2 separate regions of the Homo sapiens genome follow, and region 2 is linked to region 1. The links are chromatin contacts, found by Hi-C or POLR2A ChIA-PET in ENCODE. All regions are on one chromosome and are shown on one strand. Each heading gives the region's core, a stretch centred on a gene start or an enhancer-like site at or near the end of the contact. The rest is flanking DNA. Distances are from core to core; before and after follow the strand shown. Region 1 has its middle 50 kb from the start of TENT5C. Region 2 has its middle 33 kb from the start of TENT5C-DT.

What was found. Hi-C counts contacts between places; a loop is a spot of excess contacts on that map. ChIA-PET counts read pairs that join two places held with the same protein, here RNA polymerase II (POLR2A). Pooled maps may share reads with other maps.
Region 2: a loop to region 1 is called in a pooled map, with 2.2 times the contacts of the local background. The contact joins two enhancer-like sites. A Hi-C loop is called at or near these places in 2 of 50 pooled maps. POLR2A ChIA-PET finds 5 or more read pairs at or near these places in 3 of 52 experiments (T-cell, activated CD4-positive, alpha-beta T cell and activated CD8-positive, alpha-beta memory T cell).

What each region holds. Positions count from the first base shown.
Region 1 is chr1:117,652,406-117,660,195 of GRCh38, reverse strand. No RefSeq gene overlaps it. Among named protein-coding and RNA genes, the nearest start is that of TENT5C, 50 kb to the right of the region's middle. RefSeq lists enhancers at 3,376-3,515, 3,876-3,985, 4,136-4,205, 5,024-5,183. Within about 2 kb of position 3,860, at least 13 of the 41 ENCODE cell types and tissues checked have a DNase peak (open chromatin) inside an H3K27ac peak, as active enhancers do.
Region 2 is chr1:117,568,480-117,576,269 of GRCh38, reverse strand. No RefSeq gene overlaps it. Among named protein-coding and RNA genes, the nearest start is that of TENT5C-DT, 33 kb to the left of the region's middle. Within about 2 kb of position 5,215, at least 12 of the 41 ENCODE cell types and tissues checked have a DNase peak (open chromatin) inside an H3K27ac peak, as active enhancers do.

The DNA of each region.
Region 1 (7,790 bases), core at 2,611-5,110:
AAGTGCATGAAATGGCAAATTCTGAGCTTTTAGGAGCTGATCACAAGGACAGGCACATCATGACTTACCCAAATGAGTGGTAATGAAACTCTTGCTAGTCAGGTTCTTGGAACATTCTTATCTAACGATTGCATGTGCTGAGGATGAGAAACCAGACCTACCCAGTGGGCTTTGGAAGGGGCTGGCTGAGGGGAGGGGAGACAACCTGGTAGACTGAAGGCAGAGGACCTTCTGCATTCTTTATCTGCTTCTTCTGGAACTGCCAGAACTTAGCAGGACCCGGGGGCAACCAGCTTATTTTTGGGAAGCACTTCAAGTCCTCTGCCAGTGTGCACAGGCGAGAGAAGAGCTTACTGGCTCAGTGAAAGCTGCAAGCATCCCCAGAGGGAGCCCAGGAGGCCTGCAGAACAGTGGTAAAAAGGGCCACCTGTCAGGCCTGAGGCCAAGGTTCCCGTGCTCTGGCAGAGGACTTCCTCCCCAGCCCCTCAGCCACTGAGAAGCACAGACTTCTCTGACTCCTTTGAGCAGTGAGGTGCCTTCGCTGCTCTCTACCTCAGCAGAGAGAGGGGGCCTCAAGTCTGTCCCCAGCTCCAGCACACACTGTGTATCCCCAGCACCCAGCCTCCATGGTTCAGCCCACAGTGAACACTCAATAAACAGCTGCAGAATGAATGAAGGCATCTACCCCATCCTTCCTGCTCTGCCCAACAATAAGGTTTCCAAGGATAACTCGAAAGGGATATTCCCCTTTTCACCTGCTAAGCCATCTGAGGAAGTACAGAATCTACTGGACACTCAAGAGGAGAGGCACTCTAGGTAGATTAAATTTCATTCACAGGTATTTATGGAGTGCCCACAAGACTGCACACATAGGTCTAGGTAGCACGTGGGTCTACACAAGTGGGTCTAGGGAAATACAACTGAGTCATAGAGATGGTAAGTTGGTGGCATATCCCTGGCAGGGATCAATAATTGATCACAGCCTCTTTCCTGCAGGGCCAGAGGTGGCCTAAGAATTCTGTCTCAGCAAAGTCCTCCAGGAAGCTCCTGCATTGACCAGAATTGGCACTCAGGATGAAACCTATTTGCCAACCTGGTAGTTGGTACATGCACAGGATGGGCTCCTCCTGTACTAAGTTCAGCAAACTAGGCATAAGCAAAAACCTCCTGGAGCTCTGGAAACTACAACTGGGGGTAAAACAGACACCTGGAAGGGTGAAGGGCCCTTTCCTTCCTGCCTCGCTGACGTGGGCCACCTGGTGCACTGGTGTTGAGAGCAGGATGCTTTGCAGCTCAGGAAACCCAGAAACCCTAATTGTCCCCACAGAACCACAACACACACTGAGGCCCCAGCACAGGGTCTCCTTCATGCCACGATTAGCTTCCTCTGAGGCCAGCTTCAATCCTCTTCACATCAGGACCTTGAGACCCTTCTCCAAGTCCCTGTCATGCAAGACTGCAGGCTGGTGTACCTCCCCCTCCCTCTGCATCCCACACCCCCTCAAACACACACACAGCAGGCCCCTCCTTGGTGCCCATCCCTTCCCATCCTCACTCAACAAATGGCCTCCTTTCATTGACCTGGTTGGGTAGCCTTGTGCCCTTCCTGGAACCTGCTGGATGTGAAATTGTTTAGAAACTCCACACCAAGCTACTCTAGGGACTTATTTTCAGCCATTCCTCTCACCAATACAGCTCAGCTTCCCTCCATGAACATGAAGCCTCCAGCAGTTTTCAATCCCTAGGGTGTGTATTTCAGATTTCAAGGGCAATGTGAACAGCCAGCAGCCCAAGGGACATTTGCCAAGAGCATCTATCCATGGCATCTTGTATTAACCAGCAGAAAGCCAGAAGCACCGTGCAAGGAGGAGACAGGCCACGCACTGGCTTCATTTGTGCTGTGCTGCCACTAATGTCCCCCAAATGCTCTCTATTATCCTTGTAATCATCCCCAAACATGCACAAAGCCACATGGTCAATGCAGCCCACTGGCATACGCTTTCGTCCTGGCAGCCATGATGTCCTGTTGGGGAAATAGGTTACCACATAAAGCACCAAACACCATCCAGCAGCACCTGTGCCCTGAGCCCAATCAGCAGCACGGACACTCCTAAGATGACACAAGTTCTGGGAAATATATTGAAAAATAAAAATGGATTGATGTCTTTTTCATCTTTGTAGCCCAATGCCTGGCACATGGTATGAGCTCAAAAATGTGTATAAAATGAGTGAATAATTTTGTGAAAAAAATTTTTTAAAAATTAAAAAATAAAAATAATTAGTATTTGAATCAAACATCAGTTTAACTTTCTCATGTAGTTGGTATTTCTTATATTTTCTTTAACAAAGTAAAATTGAGTTTTTTTGGGCCAAAAGAACAAGGAACTAATTAGGTAAGATTTTTTCGTTTAAAAAAAAACAGTTAAGCTATTTTGTTTTAAATAAATATTACATTACGAACATTGAGTTTTAAGCGTTGCCTTAAAGATAACATTCTATCTATTAGACTCTGTGATCTGGGGTGTTTTTTTTTTTTTTTTCTAATGATCTGAGAGACTCGGCTCAGAGGTAAATCCAAAGAAACAAATGGAAATTTTGCATGGTTTTGTCTACTTCTGTGACAATTCACCGACTCACACAAAACATCAGCTATACCTTCCCCATCTCCCAGTATGGAGACTGAGCCATTTGGATCACAGAACAGGATCAACAGCCTGATCCATCTGCCAGTGGGAAAAGCGGATGTTCCTGTTGTCTAAAAGAATCAGACCCTCCCAAAAGGGTCAATACAGCAGTGCACATATTCTCTAAAAATGGCATGTAAAAGCCTGTCACCTGATGTTTCTTTCCCTGCATTGATTACACTGTACCTTGTCTCTGCCCTCACTTGGATTCCCAGTCAGGGGAATCAGCTTACCCATTGCTTCTTCTGGGAAGTCTTCCCCAGCCCCCAACTAAGTCGTGTCCTTCTTTACACTCTTTGCTATTAGTCATCACATTGGCAGCCCCAGCAGTAACTGAGCTATAAGCTCTGCAAAGACTTGCCTGTCTGTCTCACCAAGGCTCAACACGATGCCTGTCACATGGCGGGTGTTCCAAACTAGTCTATGAATGAATAAAGGAAGGAAGGAACATTCCCTGAGAACTAGGCAGTCTCTTCCAGATTTTTAGGCACTAGGGTCTCAATGGTCAGACACCTTTAGGCTCTTTTCAAACACATGCCTTCCCAAACAGACTTGTCTTCTGTCCCATAAAGAGCAGAATCAAATAAAAATCTGCTCGAATGGATTTTCAGCATTCGAAAATTTCAGCATTTCAAATCCCCAGCATTCTTCTAGAACATCGGAATGGGCAAACAACAGCTCATGAACTAAAGCTGTACTGAACCATGCTCACGCATTCACGAATTGTCTATGGCTGAACTAAACACACTGCAAGGGCAGAGCTGAGTGGTCGCAACAGAGATGGTCTGGACCCCAGAGCCTGCAAGATTTACTGTCTTCCGCTTTTCAAAAACTGTGCAGAGCCTGGCTGTAGAACTTCAAAGCAGTTGAGGGTCAGAAGAGAATTCAGGAACAAACAGAAGTGTAAACACAGTAGCACTTGGGTGTGAGGGGGCCCCCAGATGCAGACTGCCCAAAGAGGGTGAAGGTTCGAGCTGGGACAGCGGGGGTGAGACTGTCAGAAGAGGTAGTCTGTAGTTGGAGCCCCAGGAAGGAGCTTCCGAAACCGCCACATGTGGTGAGGAGTGTGTGGGTTTGACACAAGATAGACCCGGGCTGAATCTGCCTTCATGGTTTGCTGGCTGTGTGATCTTGGGCAGGTTTTGTTGTCACCCCGGGCTTTGGCTTCTTCAACTCTACAAGACGCCGCCTACATCACAAGGTTTCTGTGAGCTTTTGATGAAATCAGCAACAGAATCAAGTGCGTCTCTGAGAGCTGACGCAGCACAGTGCTTCAGAGCCTGGGCTCTCAAGGTTCCAGCTGAGGTCCAGCTTCAAATTCTGCCTCTAGCTCTTGGGGCCTCTGGGTCCTGAGAAGTGCCCAGCCCCTGTGTGCCCATTGCCTCATCTCGCACGTGAGGAGGGTAACCATTCCCAGCCAAGAGCTACTATAAGTATTAAATTCCAAAAGCAGGAAAAGTGCCCTGCACAGCACTTGGCACCCAGGGGGTTCCCTTTGCTCTTACTACTGAATTGTCCAGCATGCCCCAACCCATGGCAGGCGCTCAGTAACTCTGATTTCCTTCCATCCTTCCTTTTCTATGTGGTCAGAAGAGTGGTGTGACAGAGAGGCCCGGTGCTGGGAATCCACGTTTGCCCTGCTGCCAACTTGCTGTGTGGCTTTGCGCAGCTCACACAAATGTTGTAGATCACTAAAATGTTGCTTATAAAATGAAGGGGTTAGTCTAGATTCAGTGTTCCAAAACCCTGAAGGAACAAACTCTGATGTGATGAGAATCTCTCAGGAACCTGGTAAAACATCCAGCTTCTTGAGAAGATTTTTAGAGATTCCCTTAGAATTCTGGAGACCTGGAATGGGCTGAGGTTAGAATTTGTCTTTTAAATGGGTACTTTGGGCGATTCTTGACATTAAGGTGGTCAAGAGCTCAATGAGCTCGAAGGTCCTTTAGAGCTGTAAAGTCCTGAATGCTCTGGTCCCACAATCCACATCAAGTGTGTGTGTGTGTGCGTGTGTGTGTGCACGCGTGTGCGCGTGTGTGTATATGTTTTGAGAGGGAGAGAAGTTGTGTCTCCGGACTGATTTAACTGTCAACTGGGCACTCGATTTCAAAAAGATTTGAGGCTGTTAGCTTGACGTTGCATGATCATCTCACGTCCTGGCAGCCAATCTGCAGGGGTGAGCTGTTTGTCGCTTTCTCCTGACTCATGTTTGCTTATCTCCAGAAAACTCTGCACCTTCCAAACGGGCACTGCCCCAGGGCCTGCAGCTGGAGTGTCCCAGGCAGCCATTCTCGTAGGCAGCGCTTTCACAATTTTCTAGAAAATTCACCATTTTCCCAGCCCCACTCAGCATGGGTAGGGGCTCCACCAGGCCATGTGTGAGGGAGTCAGCAGCCAGAATGTGGAGCCCAGAGGCGGGAGGGGGCAGGGGCACACACCAGAGGCAAGAGGCTGAGCTGGTAGGGGTGGTAAGAGCACTTGTCTTTGGAATCAGAAGCCTACTCCCTGAGTCCCAGATCTGCCAATTACAAATTGCATGCCTTGGGCAAATTACTTTACATGTCCAAGTCTCAGTTTCATCATCTATAAATTATCTGTGCAGAAGGCACTTCTGAGAGTTCAATGAGATCATGGCCAGCCTGTATAGTAAATAGTGAAACTGACCCAGCTCACAAGTGGTTACCATCTCCATACAGCATTGTTTCCCAGTTCTCTTGAAAGCTACACCTGCGTACCACCAAGTTTCTAGACTAAACCCAGTTTTTTTCAGACACATAGACTGTGGAAATGCAAATACTGTAACATCCGGAGAGCACTGTAAGTTACCCTCCCTTCCTGCCTGTTTTCAGCCTTATCAGTAAAATCACTGAATCCCCTAGGCCTCAGTGCCCAGCCTCAGGGTTTGTTGAGAGAGGGAAGACCCAGAGGGCAAGGGTAAAGATTGACCCAGAGACTCAGAGGGTAACAGAGCTGTCCTGGGCTCAGGGAGCTGCAGGTGGGCTCTGCAGGGCATTGACCGTGTGCTTGTGCACCTCTGGGTGTGTGTGTGCTTTCCTTTGTATGTAATTAGTTGTAAATGCACATATTGGTATGTGTGTGTAGCAGGTGTCCACACTGTCTGGGTGTATGTGACCCTACAGAGTATTTTTTCTCCAGAAGTCTCCTCCCTAGCTCATCGAATTGAAGCCCACACACTAAAAACGGGAGGCTGTGGTTTTGATTCTGGCTGTCCCCTAGTCCCTGCCTATCAGGCTACACGTGGGGACTGCAGGCCCCGTGGGTGGCTGAGGAAATGAGTGGGTGAGTGGGCCTCGTTGTGGGTACTCCGCTGCCTCTGCCAAGCTCCCTAGCCTCCTCCCCCTCCCCCTTCAATTCAACAAGGCTCTCACTTGCATTATTCCGTGAAGCCTTATGAGAAACCTGTACAGACACTAGCATTAAAGAGCCAAAGATTGCCAGAGCCGAAAGAGATCTTAGAGATACATAGTCCTACTTCCTACTACAGAGGAGGAAACTCTAAAGCACAGAGAGGTGAAGTGACTTGCCCAAGGTCACACAGCCAGTTGCTGGTATTCTCCTTTATTCATGGACGAGCATTTGTTTGCATTCCTGCTATGCATCTGGAACTGTGCCAGGTGCTGGAGAAGATGCCAGGAAGCCTAACTCAGGTCAGGAGCCAGAGGAATTATTTAGGAAATGACATTTAAGCCATCACTTCCCAGAAGGGTGACTGACAACAACTAAGTCGGAAGAAAGGCCCACGCAGGGGAAACTCTGCAGGGAAGGGCTCCGAGGTTTGAAAGAGCTTCACATGTTCAAGGAGGACAGGAGCGAGGGTGTGAGGATGGGGAGATAAGTAGAGGCCAACTCGTGCAGGGAATGTGAATGTTATCCCACACACTGAGGGAACATGTAAGCTGGGGAGGGCAATAGTTTTAAAAGACCATTTTTCAAGAAGACACTGGCGGGAGCAGGAGCAGAAGTAGAGATGAGCTCTGTGCTGTTCCTCCTGTGCTGTCACAGGCAGGCACAACCTCACTACACCTCACAACAGCCCTAGGAGGGGTGCTGTGTGCCCTCTTCTTCCAAGAGGCCAGGGCCTGCCTAGATGCCGCTCAGCTGGCAACCTGTGGAGCCAGCACTCCAATTTCACACTTTTGCCTGCTAAGCCTTAGTCCCTTTTCTTTAAATTGTCTCCCATTTACTCTTCAGCCCCCTGGGATAGGGCTTTGTCTCCTCTGCTCCCTGCACCTGACTCTACAAAGTCACAGTGATGTGCGGCATCCATTCGCCTGTCTGTACAGGACTTGATGCTGCCAACCGCTCCTCCCCTGGCTCCTAGGACATTGCATTGTCCTGGTTCTCCACCCGCCTCTCTGTCCACTCCTCAGCCTTCTCCGGTTTTTCCACCTTTGCTAATTCTTCCTGGATAGATGCTCCTCAAGGAATCTGTCCTGGCTGACTCTTGCTTGCTTGGGTGCTTTACACCACAGAGGAGGCTCCAGTTACCATCTCCTCACTGTGATTCCCAGTTGTCCATCCCTAGCCGGCCTCCTGGTCTGGAGCTCTGAAACTATACTGGTAATTATCTGCATCCTCTTCTGGAAATCAGCATGACCAAAGACCCCAGACCTTCTATCCATGTTTTCTTCTCTTGGTTAATGACATCACCGTCTACCAAATTTCCCACTGCAGAAACGTATTCCCACGCCTCTCCCTACACATCATTTCTTCCACATCTAATCTGTCATATGTCATCCAATATTACTTTCTAAATCCTTTTTCAGTCTTTCTTTCCCATCCCTATGGCTACTACCCTAATTCATGTCCTATCAACCTCCTTGGCAAGGTATACAGGGCCCCAGGGGTGAAACTAGGATGAAGGGGCCTATGCCCATTCATCATGGCCTGTCATAACAGGAAGCCAACTCAGAGGCATCAGGCCTTCTTCCAGAGAAAGAATGTCATCTCTGTGCAGGGGTGGCTAAGAGAAGGCCAGCTCTCCCTAACCCAATGAGACCAGCATGTGGGTTTGCACAAATCTGTCCTGGGTAGGTCTCCCTGCCCCTCTCTCTCACCAATATGGCACTTCCCTCCCCAAAGGGA
Region 2 (7,790 bases), core at 3,966-6,465, 85 kb after region 1:
CCACTCTGCTCTATCCCCACTCCTCCCCATCTCTGAGCTTCTCTCCAGAGCAATTAGGACTACCTCCCACCCCATTCCAACCCTAATCTGGCCTCAAATTGAAAGTCCCTTCCTGGGAGTCAAAATCGCCCGGTCATCTTCTTCCTCCTGCAGCTCTACTGGAATGGAGCTGGGACACCGTCCTCTGGGTGCCCCCCAACAGGGCAAGAGGCCAAGGAGGCTTGGTGTTGACCTTTGCTGTCTCAGACCAGCTGGGTGACGAGGGATTCTGCACACCCTCTCCTCTAACCACAGAACGGTGGGTGTAACACTCAACAGGTGTCCCAGAAAACTTCTTTTCCCAGAGCTCCAGAGAAAACATTTCTCTAGAAGAGGAACCTGAACTGGCAGGACCAGGAGCCCAAGCTTCCCAGGCTGGGCACAGATGCCCTCCCTGGTGGTTAATCTCCCATGCAGGGCCTGGGCGTAGCCCAGCTCTCCCCAACAGGGGCTCCACCCACCCCCACCCTGCCTTGACCGGGTCCCTGGGGGATGCAGGTCCTCAAAGAGGGCAAAGCTTACTGGCTGCCATGAAGCTGGGAAGGGGGAGGATGGGATGGCACTACCTTCCCCAGAATGCCAGCTTCCAGCTCACTCTCTTATTGGTGATTTCCACCCTGCTCTGCGCTCCTGACCTCACATCCCTGGATTGTCAGAACACAGCCTGCCCTGTGTCCAGACAGGAGGAGAGTGCACATCGAGGGCACTGGGAATGCTCTTCCAAACTCTCGTCCAGCTGTCTGCCCATATTTCCGCTAGAGTCTTCCTCTATATCAAGGGTCCCCATGTGGGGTGACCATGACTCCATTTCCAGTGGCCTGTGGCTGCAAGGCTCACGTGCTTGCAAGTGTGTGTGTGTGTGTGTATCTCTGTGTGTGTGTGTGTGTGTGTACAGAGAGACCTCTGACCTGGGTATCAGGCTACTCAGGTTTCTTGGCAGTCACCCCCAAGGCCCCAGTATCTCTGTGGGAGTCTAGGGAAGGGGGAAGCCTCTCTAAGGCCTTGCTGGTGGAAGCCTGGAAGAAAAGGAAATCTTTTCCTTCCTAGGCACAAATCAGAAGCTAGGTGAGAAAATGGAAAACTGCCTTCATTCCCATCCTACCCCTTACCTTTACCCTCCCCCAGGTTCCCAGCCCTAGCGAGCAGATGCAAGCCCCTGGGCAGATGGCTTGGGGGCAGGTTCTCAAGGTCTAAGAACCTGGGAATGGCCTGAGGCCTCCCTACGGCAGGCTCAGAGAAGTCCCCCCAGTACATGGACTAGTTTATATTTATTTATGTCAGTGTTTCCCAAATTTATTATCTCTAGGATGCTTTTTGATGTTTAGCACCTATTAGCCTAGGGCACTAGCTGCCACAGAACTCACAAGCAATCATTGTGCCAGAAAAATTTCCAACCTAGAAATGTCCTGTGTAGGGGATTCTCATTTCCCCACTTGGGGTCAAATGATCAAGGGCTTTGCATGCATACCTGCAGGGCTCTCACAGAATCAAAGTGCTTTTTTAAAGAGGTGTTTTTGGCTGTGCATCTGTAAAGCAGCTTTTGTGTTCCCTTATTCAACAAATATTTATTGAGCTCTTTTATTACCTTTCCCTTTGTTAAATAATTGCTTCCTATGTACTTTTCAGCTGGGTCCACAGGAAGCAAGCATTTCCCAGCAGGACCAATACATTCCCGAGCCTTGGGTCCTGGTCCCTTTACTTACTGTCCCCTTCACAAAGTTGGAGGAAAGTTCCAAATAAGTTGCCTTGGCCAAACACAGGGCCCAGCAAGACAAAGGCCCAGGCTGGTGAGAGTTGGGTGTGTGTGGGAAGGGAGGACAGACAGGCGGGAAAGCTGCAGGAGAAGGAGGATGGGGCTTAAGAGGCAGCCGAGGGAGCACCCTGTGATAGGAGGCCTGTGAGGAGGGAGGCAATCCTGCGGGGCATGGTGGGCCTGGCCATGACAGGAAACTCCACAGGGGCCCCGAAGGCTGATGGAGCTGGGTCCTAGCAAAGGCTGAGGGAGGAGAGGAGGGTGAATGGTTCTTTCTCTCTACTGGGCAGGGAGCTCCCAAGCTCAGTTCAGGTGTGAGCACCCTCCCGAGCAGAGGGCTAAGGAAGCAGAGGTGGTCAGGGAGGAACGGTGGAAGGGAAGGGTCCATGGGACATGACAGATACCAGTGGCTGCAGCGGCAGCAGGTGTTGAGGGTCCAAGCTGAGCCACACAGCAGCCACCAGCCTACAGAGGCTCCCAGAACCCCTTGCTGGTGACATCAGGCCTAAGCACCCTTTTACGTGGAATTGATAATGCCTGGCAGAGGTGGGCCTAACACAGTTCTCAAAAGATGAATCACCCAGGAACTGGTTGGAAATGCAGATTCCTGGGTACTACCTCAGACCTACTGAATTAGAAATCCAGGGGTGGGGCCCAGGCATCTGTGTTTTTCCAAGACCTCCAGGGGATTCCCGTGCACACTCAAGTTTAAAAACGACGAAACTGATGGAATCCCTGACATGACAACCCCTGCCCTAGCATCCTACCGAGGTCTGGGATCAGGGCAGGCTGAGGCCGTAAGGCTGGGCCTCTGAGAGCCAGACTGAGCAGAACTCAAGGCCACGGGAAGCTGGAGTAGTTTGCCTCTGTGAGTCACGCCCTCCCTGAAGGGAAACCCCACAGATGAAAGGAAGCTGTCCTGCTGGGTTTTGCAGCCTGGCTTCTTGGACCTGGATGGTGGAAGCAGTGCCTCATCCCCTCCACAGACCCACAGGCCCACAGCTGGCTGGGGCCTGGGGCAAAGCCGCACGCAGGGACATCCTTCCTAACTCCAGAAAATGGAATGCCTTATTCAAATGTCTGACAGTCCTACAGCACCTGCCACCATTCATTCATCTAACATTTGTCCCCTACCAACCATGCATCAATTAGTGTTAGACCCTGGATACACCACAGGTAATGAAGCAGTAGGGCCCCAGCTCTCATAGTGTAGTGTGGACTAGTGAAAAAAATGGTGCTGAGCTCTTTATTTATTTGTTTAGAGTCCGGGTCTCGCTCTGTCACCCAGGCTGGAGTGCAGTGGCAAGAAAAAGGCTTACTGTAGCCTCAACTTCCTGGGCTCAAGGGATCCTCCCGCCTCAGTCTCCCAAGTAGTTGGGACCACAGGCATGTGCCACCACATCTGGCTAATACACATATATTTTGTAGAGATGAGGTCTCACCATGTTGCCCAGGTTGGTCTTGAACCCCTGAACTCAAGTGATCGTCTCACCTCAGCCTCCCGAAGTGCTGGGGTTACAGGTGTGAGCCACTGCACCTGGCCTGAGCTCTTTATTGACCTATTTATTCATTTTTCTATCCATGCACATACCTGGCCTTTCCTCTCTCCATCCATCTTTTGGAGCATATGCTGTGCTCCCACCACACCGGGCTAGCACAGTGCTTTCTGCCATGCAGGGCCCAGGTCTCAGTGTTGCACATTGCTGCACCAGCAAAACAGGAAGTGAACATGACCAGCACACCACACCCCCCACAGCCCTGCGCAGGAGGGAGGAGAGCAGATGGGCATGGTTAGGCAGAAGCCAGAGGATCTTGGTGGCCACACTGATTCTTAGTCCTGGTCACTCTTGGTAGCACGGGGAAGAGGTACAAGGAAGAGGTACAAGGAATGTACCCTTTGCCGGATGCCAAGGAAAGGGATAAAAGCCACTTGCCATCTGCGTTTTATACTTTGTCTCATCCAGTGGACAACAGCACTTCATCAGATTGCCTCAGGTGCTGCCAAAGCTTCTTTCCAGTGCTGTTCTCAGCAGTGTTTACCAGGAACTCAAGACTGGTTGGCCTAGAGTATCTGTTGCCTATCAGCCAGACAGTAGAGCAGTGTAGTACGGTGGGTGGGTATGTGGCCCGTAGAGTCAGACTGACTAGAATCGGTCCGGATCCACCACCTGTTTACTAACTGCGTGACCTCAGACAAGCCACTTTCTGCATCTTATATAGTTTCCTCATTCCCACTATTAAAATGAGCATACTAATAAAGTCCACCTCCTAAGATTAATACCAGGATTACACTAATAAATATGCATAATTTATTAAGTAAATAATAAATGTTAGAATTTATCATTACTGGCAGGTTTGATGACAAGTCTTATATTTCTTACGTACAGGCTTGGCATTTTCATGTGGCAGATGACACCTCAGATCTCAGCACAGAGTCTCTGGCTTGAGACTTCCTGCAGGACTAACTCCCCCTTGACTTGTCTAACTGGCCAAGGAGCATCCATGGGAAGTTACCTGTGGATGTTCAGAGATCCACAGAATAGGCCCACAGAATTGACTATTCCAGATTACTTGCTACTGTACGTTTTAACAAGTTGAGGTTGGATAAGATCAGTCTTTGTGAGATCATCTGAACATATGAGAGAAAAAACAGAGCTAAGCCTGGTTTCCAATCCTCCTGCACGGTCATCTCCTGTATACCTCTCGTGGGAGTGTCGGGGCCTCAGCCTTTCTCTTCTGGAAAGCTGCTTGGCAGCACACAGGCAGCAGTAAATGAGTTCATGCCCTTTGACCTAGTAACTCCACTTCTAGGAATCTACCTCAAGGAAATAGGCATAGAGGTGCACAGAATTTTATGAGTTTGTCCACCGTAGCACTGTTTGTGTCTTAACATAGGAACAAATGTCAAATACAAGGGAAATGGTTAAAGGAGTTACATGTCTATGACAGAGTACTATATAGCCTTTAATAATCTCTTCAAAGACCAACAATGAACATAAAGTTTAATGGAAAGAAATCAGGCTATAAACCTACTAGCTTCTGTGCCTCCACTTGCTCCTCTGTGAAAGGGAGTGACCTCACCTCACTCAGAGGGTTGCTGTGAGCTTTACTGAGGCTGCCACTTGCAGTTGCAGGTCCTGTGTCCAGTGGAGCGCAGGTCACCAGGTAAGCACTCAATAAACCGGTTATATCAGTCCCCAGCAGCTCCCATGAAATAAGAACAAACCTTCCCACGTTAACAAGAAGGAACGTAAAGCTCAGAGTAGCTGATCAGGGGCCACACAGGTGGAAACAATGCTGTTCCAGCCTCAGAAAAAGTGGGTGTGGAGTGACTCTCCCAGACCACACCTCTCCCATCGTCACTGGCTAGAACGATACACCACACGGCAGAGCACCTGTCAGTTCTCAGAGCAGGTTCTCAGACGGTGTTGCCACAAACTCTCAGCAACCCAGTGACCCAGGCTGGGCAGATATTATTCACAGTGCCCAGCCTGACGGAAATGCATTCAAATCCACACACCACCACTTAGCAGCTGTGCGAGCCAAGGCAACTTGCCCTCACAGCACCTCAGATTCCATTTGTTGCTTTAACCTCTTCTTGGAGATGCTGCAAGAAGCAGGTATGAAGTGTTCTTTCAACTGCACAATGCAAAGTAGTGTTATGGGCCATGTTTTTCAGATAAGGAAACGAAGGCTTGAAGATGCTGGGAAGAAAGCTTTCTTAAGGTCCTGGGATTAGCCAGAGACAAAGTTGGGAAGGACCCAGCTCTTCCAAAGTCTTAATTTTTCTTTTCTTTTCTAAATAGCTTTATAAAATATAATTCACATTCCATAAAATTCACCCCTTCAAAGTACACAGTTTAGTTGTCTTTAGTATTATTTAGTATTTAGTAATTCACAGACTTGTGCAACCATCAGTGCGATGTAATTATAGAACATCTTTATACCCCAAAAGAAACCAGATGCCCATTAGCAGTCATTTCCATTTCCTCCCAATTCCTTCCACCCCAGGCAGCCATGAATCTTTCTATCCTTATAGATTTACTTAATCTGGACATTTCCTATAAATGGAATTAGACTATGTGATCTTTTGTGATCATTTAGCATTGTTTTCAAAGTTTGTTCAGGTTAGCATGAATCAGTGCTTCATTCTTTTTTATGGTTGAATAATATCCATTGTATAGATATTTTGCTATCTGTTCATCGGTTGATGGACATTTTGGTTGTATCTACCTCTTGACTATTATGAATAATGCTGTTATGAACATTCATAGACAAGTTTTGTACAGACATATGTTTTCAATTTTCTTGGCCATATACCCAGGAGTGGAAATGCTGGGTAATCTCTCTTTACTGTAATATTTCTCAGAACTTTTGACATGTTAATGTGCTTTTTCCAAACTTATTTGGCTGGGAAAATCTTTTTCCAAAAGAGCATCTCAGAAGACTTTGGAAAAGTCTGATTTAGTCCAACTCCCTCCCTTAGGGGAAACGGAAGCCCAGAAAGGTTCAGCAACCTGCCAAGATCACACAAGCAGGTGAGACGGGAAGCCATCACAGCACAGGAAGCCAGGAGAAGCTTGTGACTATTTGCACGGGAGAGAACTTCCTAAACATAAAGGATACTGAAGAAGTCATAAAAGAAAAGGAAGAGAAATATGGCTACATACACAAACATTTAAACTTCTGAACCTCAAGTGTATATAAACAAAATTAGCAAGCAAATGACAATGTTAAAATAGAACACCGCATCTGAGCCCTGGCTGCAAAGGAGAATCGTCCCAAGTCCAGTCTGATGCCCTGGCTTTACCTGCAGACATCGATTTAACTTTTAAAACCTCTCAGGTGATGCTGATGTGTATCTAGTAACAAAATTTAGAGGGTCTAATATTATATAACTAGCAGAGGAAGACATGTTAAACGATCAGTAAGAAAAGTCCTGTGCTCCAACAGTAAAATGGGCAAAAAAAAGCACATTTTTTGCCAGAGTTCTCCTTTATTAGGCAAGGCAAATGAAAAAAAGTTCAACTTCACTATTAACTAAGGAATGCAAATAATGCACATGGAATGCAAATAATGTACTTATTATTTATATATTATAATTTATATATCATTTATAATTATACATAATTTATATATTATATATTATAATGCAGGTATTATGCTGCACACAGCTGACATTTTCTTATTTAAGCCTCACAACAAGTCCATGATGTATTCCCATCCTACAGATGAGAAAACCGAAGCAGAGGAGCCAGCCCTAGGTCACACAGCCTGTAGGGGGCAGAGCCCCCAGAACTTAAGCCAAGACACCATGCTTACTTAATCTCCGCAATGGGGTGCCTTCTTACCACCAACACAGAAACGATCTCGAAAGCTAACTCTCCATGATGAGGAGGACACAGGGAACGGGGTGCTCTTGCCTGATACTGGTAGAATTTTTAATGGGTGCAATCTCTCTGGAAAACGACTTGGCAATATGTAGGACAAGTCTTAAAAGTGCTGATGTCCTTTGATCCAGGACTTCTATTGATCTATTCTGAGGATAAGTACAGATGAAGACATAGATTTATGTGCAGACATCTTCCCTTGAATGTGAAGGTGAAAGGATTTTTAAATTAATTTCCTTTCTAAACTAGCTTATGTTAAGTTCCTCAAGAGAAAGAGCTGTGAAGTGCTCTGGCCCAACATCACCTTCGATCCTCCAGATTCCTATATGGGCCAAGCAGCTGTTGGGCCTACCTGCTTCCCTGTTCCTGATGCAGCCCAGGCCAGGAATCGCTGCCTTAAGTCCAACCAAAATCTATTTCCTGGCCACTTCTAATCATTCTTTGGTTCTGGTTGGATATGGAACAAGCTTAATTCCTTTTCCTGGTGACTGATTTTCAACAAGTCAGCTATCAACATTTTGATTAGTTTCCTCTGAATAATACCATTTAGAAGGTATCCTTCTACAGCTTATTTAGCTCTAACCCCTACAACAACCAGGCAAAGTAGA